Regions from separate parts of the Homo sapiens genome. Here region 1 is linked to region 2. The links are chromatin loops, found by intact Hi-C in ENCODE. Cell type or tissue: mammary epithelial cell. All regions are shown on one strand.

What was found. Hi-C counts contacts between places; a loop is a spot of excess contacts. Peaks named below come from ENCODE experiments on the same cell type or tissue, not always from the same donor. Only the 100,000 strongest peaks of a DNase experiment are listed, where the experiment ranks them.
Region 1: it touches region 2 in a loop (19-fold over the local background); 2 of 110 quality-filtered maps call a loop at or near these places.

The regions. Positions count from the first base shown.
Region 1 is chr10:123,138,050-123,142,049 of GRCh38, reverse strand. It overlaps HMX3 (H6 family homeobox 3), which reads right to left. Exons shown (of 2, transcript NM_001105574.2): 2 at 2,627-4,000. Among named protein-coding and RNA genes, the nearest start is that of HMX3, 4.1 kb to the right of the region's middle. RefSeq lists enhancers at 1-196, 1,958-2,727, 3,768-4,000 and a silencer at 2,474-2,523. In mammary epithelial cell, a CTCF peak has its summit at 1,511; a DNase peak (open chromatin) is centred at 2,439; H3K4me3 peaks cover 131 bases; H3K27me3 peaks cover 3,583 bases.
Region 2 is chr10:124,405,755-124,409,754 of GRCh38, reverse strand. OAT (ornithine aminotransferase) reads left to right here. Exons shown (of 10, transcript NM_000274.4): 3 at 790-1,014; 4 at 1,118-1,213. Among named protein-coding and RNA genes, the nearest start is that of OAT, 11 kb to the left of the region's middle. In mammary epithelial cell, no CTCF peak of the experiment used is centred here; no DNase peak of the experiment used is centred here.

The sequences.
Region 1 (4,000 bases), 1.3 Mb after region 2:
GGGAGCGCCACCTCACTCTGCCCAGTCCTTTCCCAGGATTCTCCCCAGCTTGCCTAAGCCTAAGGCCATCGGAGTAAAGGGTCACTTCGAACAAGATGTGTGTAATTACGTCTGTGCCTTAGCAATGGTGGTGATGCCAAACACATTTGTGATTGGGTATGCTAGGAACCCAAGGAAATGGTGTTAGGAGGTCTACAGTGTGTGGATGTGTATGGTGAGTGTTTATATCAAATGTGAGTGTATCCTCCTGTGTGTTGTTTCCATGTGTGTCTCTTTGGGTGATGCAGAAAGGATTTAGCCTGGAAGCTGAAGTCATTTGCGTTGACTTGAAGATTAATTGGGGTGCAGATGGGAAGAATCTAAAGCTAGGGTTGGCAAAGAGAAGCTGGGCTCCACAGTCTGAAGGAGGGGTGAAAAGACAAAATTGAGAGTGCCAGTTCAGTGTCCTAGGAGAGAGGACATGGGATGCCCTGTCTTCCCCTAGGGAATGTCCAGGAGGAATTTTGTGTAGGCACATTCACTTTTCCCAAAAAAGGCCCCTTTTTGTGAGTGGTGGCAGCAGCTCCTAGTAATCTTTGCAGAGGCAGCAGGGAGGGAGGCATTCTGGGTGGGGGAAGAAGACGGCCAGCTCTGGAGATGTGACAGCCCCACTAAGTGCCTTCTTGGATTCTCCTGGCTTGAAACCACAGAAAAACTTGCAGTTGAGCTTAGGATGCTTTGTGTAGAGTGGCTTCTGTGCTCCACAGCCCCGCACCCTGGCTCAACCCCTTTGCTTGCCCTGGGATAAATATGGTGACCCCTGACAGGAGGGAAGGGGACATTTCCCACCTGGGCCAGCTTCTAGGCTCACACAGCCACCAGTCCCCAGGCGAAGTTGGCACCACCTCCCTCCCCCAGGGCGCAGATCACTGTTTGGAGGAGGAATGCTCGGGGGTCCAGGGCAGTGGGGCTCCCCAACAGGAGGAAAAGGGAGGCTGTAGGAGCAGGACAAAGGATAAACTGTGCTTGTGGAGAACCAGTTATTTCCCGACTTTGTAAAGACCTGATCAGTCAAGAACCGTTTTCTAGAATCCAAACACAAATAAAGAAGCATTTTCTTGGCCTTTGATAACATCGTGTTCTGGCTGTAAAAATCTAAGAACGTGTTTGCTGTTGCAACATTATTTTTAATGAGCTGTTATTGGCCTGTCCTGCAGTTGGTATTGCCAACAGTAAAAGGCATCACCATGTTTGTAGGTAACACAAGGAACAACATATTTTGACCCGAATTTCTGTTTATGTTTCATTTATGACACATGCCCTCGTTTTTATTCCAAACCAGAGGGAAATAAAGAGAGATCTATCTTCACTGGGGTCCAGGCTAAAATTTTGCCATAAATACGCATGTCGGTTTATTCGGAGGGCAGTTTTCCATTAACAGAAAACTATACTGGACGTTTCAGCCACAGTAGAATCAATTGTGTCGATTGAATTTGAGGAGCCTAGCAACGCACTGCGAGAGGAAAGAGAGGCGTGCAGGCGCTCCCCAGCGGTCGCGCCCTATGGCTGCTCTCTGGAATCTTTTTCACCCTCTGGGTTCCTCATCTCCCCCTTTCGGCTCCCCAGCTTCAAAGGTGCCCCGCCAGGAATTGTACGTGCAGACCCCCAGCTTAAAGGCAGGCGGCCACACCCGGCCAGCGAGTGTCGCCCAGGCACCTGCTTCTGTCGGGCGGACCCACCCTTCCAGGCGGTTCCGGCGCGCTGTGCCTCCGCAGGCTGCTCACTAAGAGCGCGGCGGCCTGGAACCCAGTAGCGCGCGGGTGTGGTGAGCGCTACGCTTCTCGGCGTCTGCCAGGACAGGGTCGGGGATCTAGAGATGCCGCCCAGGAGGTGTTGGGCGCCAGGGGAAAGAGAAGAGCCTGGCACGGAAGAGACAAGGTCTTCTCTGTTGCAGCTGCAGCAGCTAGGTAGCCTCTGTTCCCTCACACTTAGCACATCAGGACCGCGCCCATGCTCGAGTCGCCCCGGGAATCTCAGCTCTGCAAGACCTGAGGAAGTTCCCCTCTCCTGGTAGTGGGAGCCGCTGTCCCAAGAGCTGGCTGTCCCTGGGGTTGTCCTCTTGTGGCCCAGCCTTTCCTAGCCTGACTTGGCAATCGGCCTACGGCTGCAGCTAAACTCTGAACTCACTCCCTTCTTCCCTCCAACCAGAGCCCACCGAAGTTAACCAGCTGACGAATGCCCAGGGATGCCCTGCCCAAAAGCTCTCGGCTCCCGAAGGAACCCAGGTTTAAGAACAGAACGGGAGGCTGCAGACCAGTGTTCGGAAATACCAGCTGTCTCTGGTATCTCGCCTCGCGCGCTGTCGCTTTGCTCAATTTCGCAAACTAGATAAGCCTAAGTCCACTCCCCTTCCGCCCAGCATTCTTCCCTGCTCGCTGGGCGTTTCAGGCCGCGGAAAGTACAGGGGAGAGAGTGCCTCTGGTCGCGAACAAAGCCGCCTCTGTCTCCACCGCCTCCCGGAATACAGGGTTGTGCGTCCAGGTTGTACTTAGAGAGCGCAGAGGCAGTCAGCGAGCAAGACAGAAAAGAGTTTTGGAGACATTTGCTCTAGGGAAAATCGTCCAAACTTACACACTCTGGCAACACGTAAAGCTTTTCTTTTCTTTTTAATTAATTCAATGTCACGACAACATTAGTGTAACAATATTTTGTGGGTTTTTTTTTTCTCTTTTTCTTAAAAAGGGACTCAACCCAGGCAGAGGTGAGGGAGATGAGGGGAAACAAACTATCACAGAACAACAGGTGTACCGACAGAAAGAAAACAGATTGGGTGACAGAGCCAGGAGCCCTGCGGAGTAGAGGGTGAACTTTACAAGAAATCTGTACATTTATCAAATAAGTTAAAATTCTGCTAAATTGATTGTCCTTCACTTAAAGCGCTCCAGTATGCCTAACTTACTCCTTTGAGCATCACTACCTAAGCTTGTTTCTTTCTTCCCCCCTTTCCCCTGCCTACTTTTTTCTTTCTAAATGAATGACCATGATTATACAGTGAAAAGGTCTGTTTCCCACGGTGGAGGAGGAAACAGCTTTCTCAGGAGATTTTGTACAATATTGCACAGGTCAACGTACAATAATTACTGCAGAACATGAAAAGTAAGAGGAGAGGATAAAAGATATCATATTAAAAATACTGAAATTACTCTCTCAAAACAGGGAACAAAGTAATAATAGTAATATTAATAATAATTTACAAATGAAATTCTCAAAATAAATGCTACTAATAAATAAGACCACTTAGACCAGGCCAGATATGGAGCTGTTTCAAATAGTCAGAGTTCTGATTTTTGGCTGTCTTTTCTCTTTAGACACTTAGAGAATTCTTCCATCACAAAGTAAGACCGATGAAGAGGCTAATTGCAACAGACCTCTCCAGAAGAGAAAAGCGGCCTGAGTCGGGATTCTTATGAGAGGCTGCTCATATTTTGAAAATTAAGGTGGATAACTGATTTGGGGGTTGGGAGGAAGAAACATACCCAGAAATCCAGAAATAAAAGTACTATCATATGAATTCTCTCCCTCTCTGGATTCTGAAAACAGTTCTATAGAAAAGGAATAAACTAGGCCGGGCGCAGTGGCTCACGCCTGTAATCCCAGCACTTTGGGAGGCCGAGGCGGGCGGATCACGAGGTCAGGAGCTCAAGACCAGCCTGGCCAACATGGTGAAACCGCGTCTCTACTAAAAATACAAAAATTAGCCGGACGTGGTGGCACACACCTGCAATCCCAGCTACTCGGGAGGCTGAGACAGGAGAATCACTTGAACCCGGGAGGCGGAGGTCGAAGTGAGCCGAGATCGCGCCACTGCACTCCAGCCTGGGCAATAGATAGAGCAAGATTCCGTCTCGGAAAAAAAAAAAAAAGCAGAAAAGAATAAACTAGAGGGATTTAGGTTTTGCGCTTATTTTCCTTCTATAAAAATAAAACCAAAAAGCCACCGCGCAATGGAAATTTGGAAGGG
Region 2 (4,000 bases):
CCCATTTTTTAAATTGGGTTGTTTGTCCTTTTGAAATTGAGTTGTAAGAATTCTGGATATTAGATCCTTATCAGACACATGATTTACAAATATTTTTTTTCCATCCTAAGGGTTATTACAGTCTACTTCTCATGATTTTTGTCTGTTATGTGTAACTTCTGCTTTTTTATTTTTAAATTTTATTTATTTTATTTTTTTTTTTTATAGGCAGGATTTTGCTCTGGTGCCCAGGCTGGAGTGCAGTGGCACAATCTCAACTCACTGCATCCTCTACCTCCCAGGCTCAAGCAATCCTCCCACCTCAGCCTCTGTAACGGGACCATACGCGCGCACTACCATGCCCAGCATTTTTCTGTAGCGTCAGGGATTTTGCCGTGTTGTCCAGGCTGATCTGGAACTCCTGGGCTCAAGCAATCCCTGCCTTGGTCTCCCAAAGTGCTAGGATTACAGGCGTGAGCCACGGCTCCCTGCCTAACTTCTGCTTTTAAATTCTAATTTTGGATCCTAAATCTTAGAATTAGGTAAAGGTTTTACTCCAGAGTTTATAACCTTTTTGTGTTATTTTTGTTAAATGTGTGTTTTGAAGCTGGGCAGATAAAATACAATTCTTAGTAATTCCTTACAAACCAAAGTTTATTATGCCTGAGCTAAAACAAGCTTTAACTACAAATATGTATTAAATAGAGGTTCATATATAGGCATTCAGAGGGCTTGCTAGCACTCTTAATTTTTGGACTTTATGCCGTATAGTAATTGTCTAAAATTATTTTCCTTTCTTATGTATTTTAGGTATTTACTTATGGGATGTAGAAGGCAGAAAATATTTTGACTTCCTGAGTTCTTACAGTGCTGTCAACCAAGGGCATTGTCACCCCAAGATTGTGAATGCTCTGAAGAGTCAAGTGGACAAATTGACCTTAACATCTAGAGCTTTCTATAATAACGTACTTGGTGAATATGAGGAGTATATTACTAAACTTTTCAACTACCACAAAGTTCTTCCTATGAATACAGGTAAAACATTTCCTTTTTTTGTTAAATACCCTCAAAAATAATCTTTTTATTTTTTGATAGTTTAACATTTTAAAAAAATCTGAACATTTTTCTCTCCTGATAGGAGTGGAGGCTGGAGAGACTGCCTGTAAACTAGCTCGTAAGTGGGGCTATACCGTGAAGGGCATTCAGAAATACAAAGCAAAGATTGTTTTTGCAGGTATGTGAAATTAAATATTAACTTCTATGATTGAAACATACAATATAATTTACTGTGGCCAGGCATGGTGGCTCATGCCTGTAATCCTAGCATTTTGGGAGGCCAAGGCAGGAGGAGTCTTTGAGCCCTGGAGTTCAAGACCAGCCTTCTGGGCAACATAGGGAGACCCTGTCTCTATTTAAAAAAAAAAAAAAAAAATATATATATATATATATATATATATACACACACACACACACACACACACACACACACACTTATATATTTTATATATAAAAAACATATATATATGTGTAAATTTACTGTTTTAATTTGCTGATGAAATACTTGTAATATGTTTTGCCTGGTACATGATACGTATTTGCTGAATGTTTCATAAAAATTTATGAGGGATTTCCTCTTCTTGGGATTATTTCTTCATATATGAGATTTTTCTTTCTGAACTCCATATTCCTCTCATTTGCCTGTCAGATTTTTTTCATAGCAGTTATCCAGTTAATTAGATAGTCTCACTGGTGGAGGGTTTGTGTTGGGTGCTGGGGTTGGGTGAAGTTAGTGTGGGGCCATGGCCTACATAGACTGTGGTTTGAATCTTGATATTGGAGGTCCTGTTGTGCCATGTTCCACTTAGAAGCTGTTGAAAAGAGGAGGCTTGGAGTTGCCCTTGTTAGGTTTCTGGGACTGGATGAAAGGAATAACTTGAATTTTGGTTAGGGAGACTAGCAATTAGTTGAGAAGATGTAGTTTGACTGTTGGGTTCTTTATATGATATTCAAATGAGAGGTTCTGACTTGTTTTTTAAGCTTTATTTTTTTAAAAAACAAGTATGTGTACATTTGTCACTATAATGGTCAAAGTTCATTCTTGTGATAGTTGAAATCATTAAATATTCTGCCTTGTGAACACATGCAGTTAAATGATAAACCCCATAACATAATAGAATCCAGAGTTCAACCGAAGGCCAGAGGTGATTGGTATTTGAGGGGACAGATTGGTATTCCCAAAGAAGAAATCTTAGCAAAACTCTGTAACTTGCCATTTAAAAATCTTGTGCTTTCGTTGTAGGACAACATAACTGTCTCTTGCAAACAAAAATGGTGTTTCTGGTGATTTTCATTCTTATAGACTGTGTCCAGTCTCTTTCTTAATAGCAAAGGGTGCAAAGATGTTTTCACCTGAGTATTGAAAGAAGCTGGTGAGTCAGTGGGGTGGAGAGACAGAGGAAGACTGTCCCTAACTGTAAGTCCCTTATACCTGCAGGGTAAGTGACTGAGGATGAGGTTCCTGAGGCTAGGCAGGGGAGAGCAAATAGGCTTATGGTCTAATCAGTGCATTTCTTCTTAAACAAACCTAGTCAAAATCAATGTGCTATTTTTTGTGGACAAGTGAAAGAAGAGATTACTTGTGGGTAAGGGATGCTGGTGAAAGAGGCTTTGCAAGAATAGTATTTAGAAACGAGATGAAGCCAAAATACGATAATCCAGCACTGATTAATGGAGTTGCTGCTGGCAGAAGTGGTGAGAAGATAAAAACATGATGTCACAAACTCCCAACCTCTCTGTTATTTTACATGGTGTCTTTCCTTCTTGAATGTCATCCTCTCTGAAATTATCTAGCTCACTTGCTTTACTGGTTTATGTCAGGTGTTTTCTCCCTGCTAGAAAGGAAGCTCCCTGAGGATAGGGATCTTGCCAGTTGTGATCATGATCTATTTCCCAACTTTTTTTTTTTTTTTTTTTGAGACAGAGTTTCACTCTTGTCACCTAGTCTGCAGTCTGGCTCACTGTAACCTCTGCCTCCAGGGTTCAAGTGATTCTCCTGCCTCAGCCTCCTGTGTAGCTGGGATTACAGGCGCCCACCACCACGCCCAGCTAATTTTTGTATTTTTAGTAGAGACAGGGTTTTGCCATGTTAACCAGGCTGGTCTTGAACTCCTGACCTCATGTGTTCTGCCTGCCTCGGCCTCCCAAAGTGCTGGGATTGCAGGCGTGAGCCACTGCACCCGGCTTCCCCAACATCTTTATTATTATTATTATTATTATTTTTATTTTTTGAGACAGTCTTGCTCTGTCACCCAGGCCGGAATGCAGTGGTGCGATCTCAGCTCACAGCAACCTCTGCTTCCTGGGTTCAAGCGATTCTTGTGTCTTAGCCTGCTGAGTAGCTGGGACTACAGGTGTGCACTACCATGCCTGGCTAATTTTTGTATTTTTAGTAGAGATGGGGTTTCACCATGTTGGCCAGGCTGGTCTTGAACTCCTGACCTCAGGCGATCTGCCCACCTTGGCCTCCCAAAGTGCAGGGATTACATAAGTGAGCCACTGTGCCTGGTCTATTCCCCAACATCTAAAACAATGCCTGACATAGTAGATCCTCAGTCACCTTTATTAATGGATAAAAAATATTCCAGCAGAAAGGGAGACGTCTGTCATTTAGCATCATAAAGGATTATAATATCAAGGAAGGTAAAATGGAAACGTGTTTGGATTGCTTGAGGATCTTTTCTCCAAATGAAATTGGAAATGCATTCTGTTGTTAGCCTGCAGTATTGGAGTTTTGAAAGGAAAACCGCTAATTGTCTATGAAGGATATTCTTTCTCATATCACTATCATAAATGCACCTTCTCTAGAAAACATGCATTCAAGACCTCAATTGTTAGGGCTTGGTTTTGGGTTGGGGATTATTGAAAGAAAAGTAAGTTATCTATCTTCAGGGGCTATATATTCCAGTCAAGAGGCTCAGTAGAGAGAAATGCCTAAAATAGGAATTACAAGGCCAGACTTAGT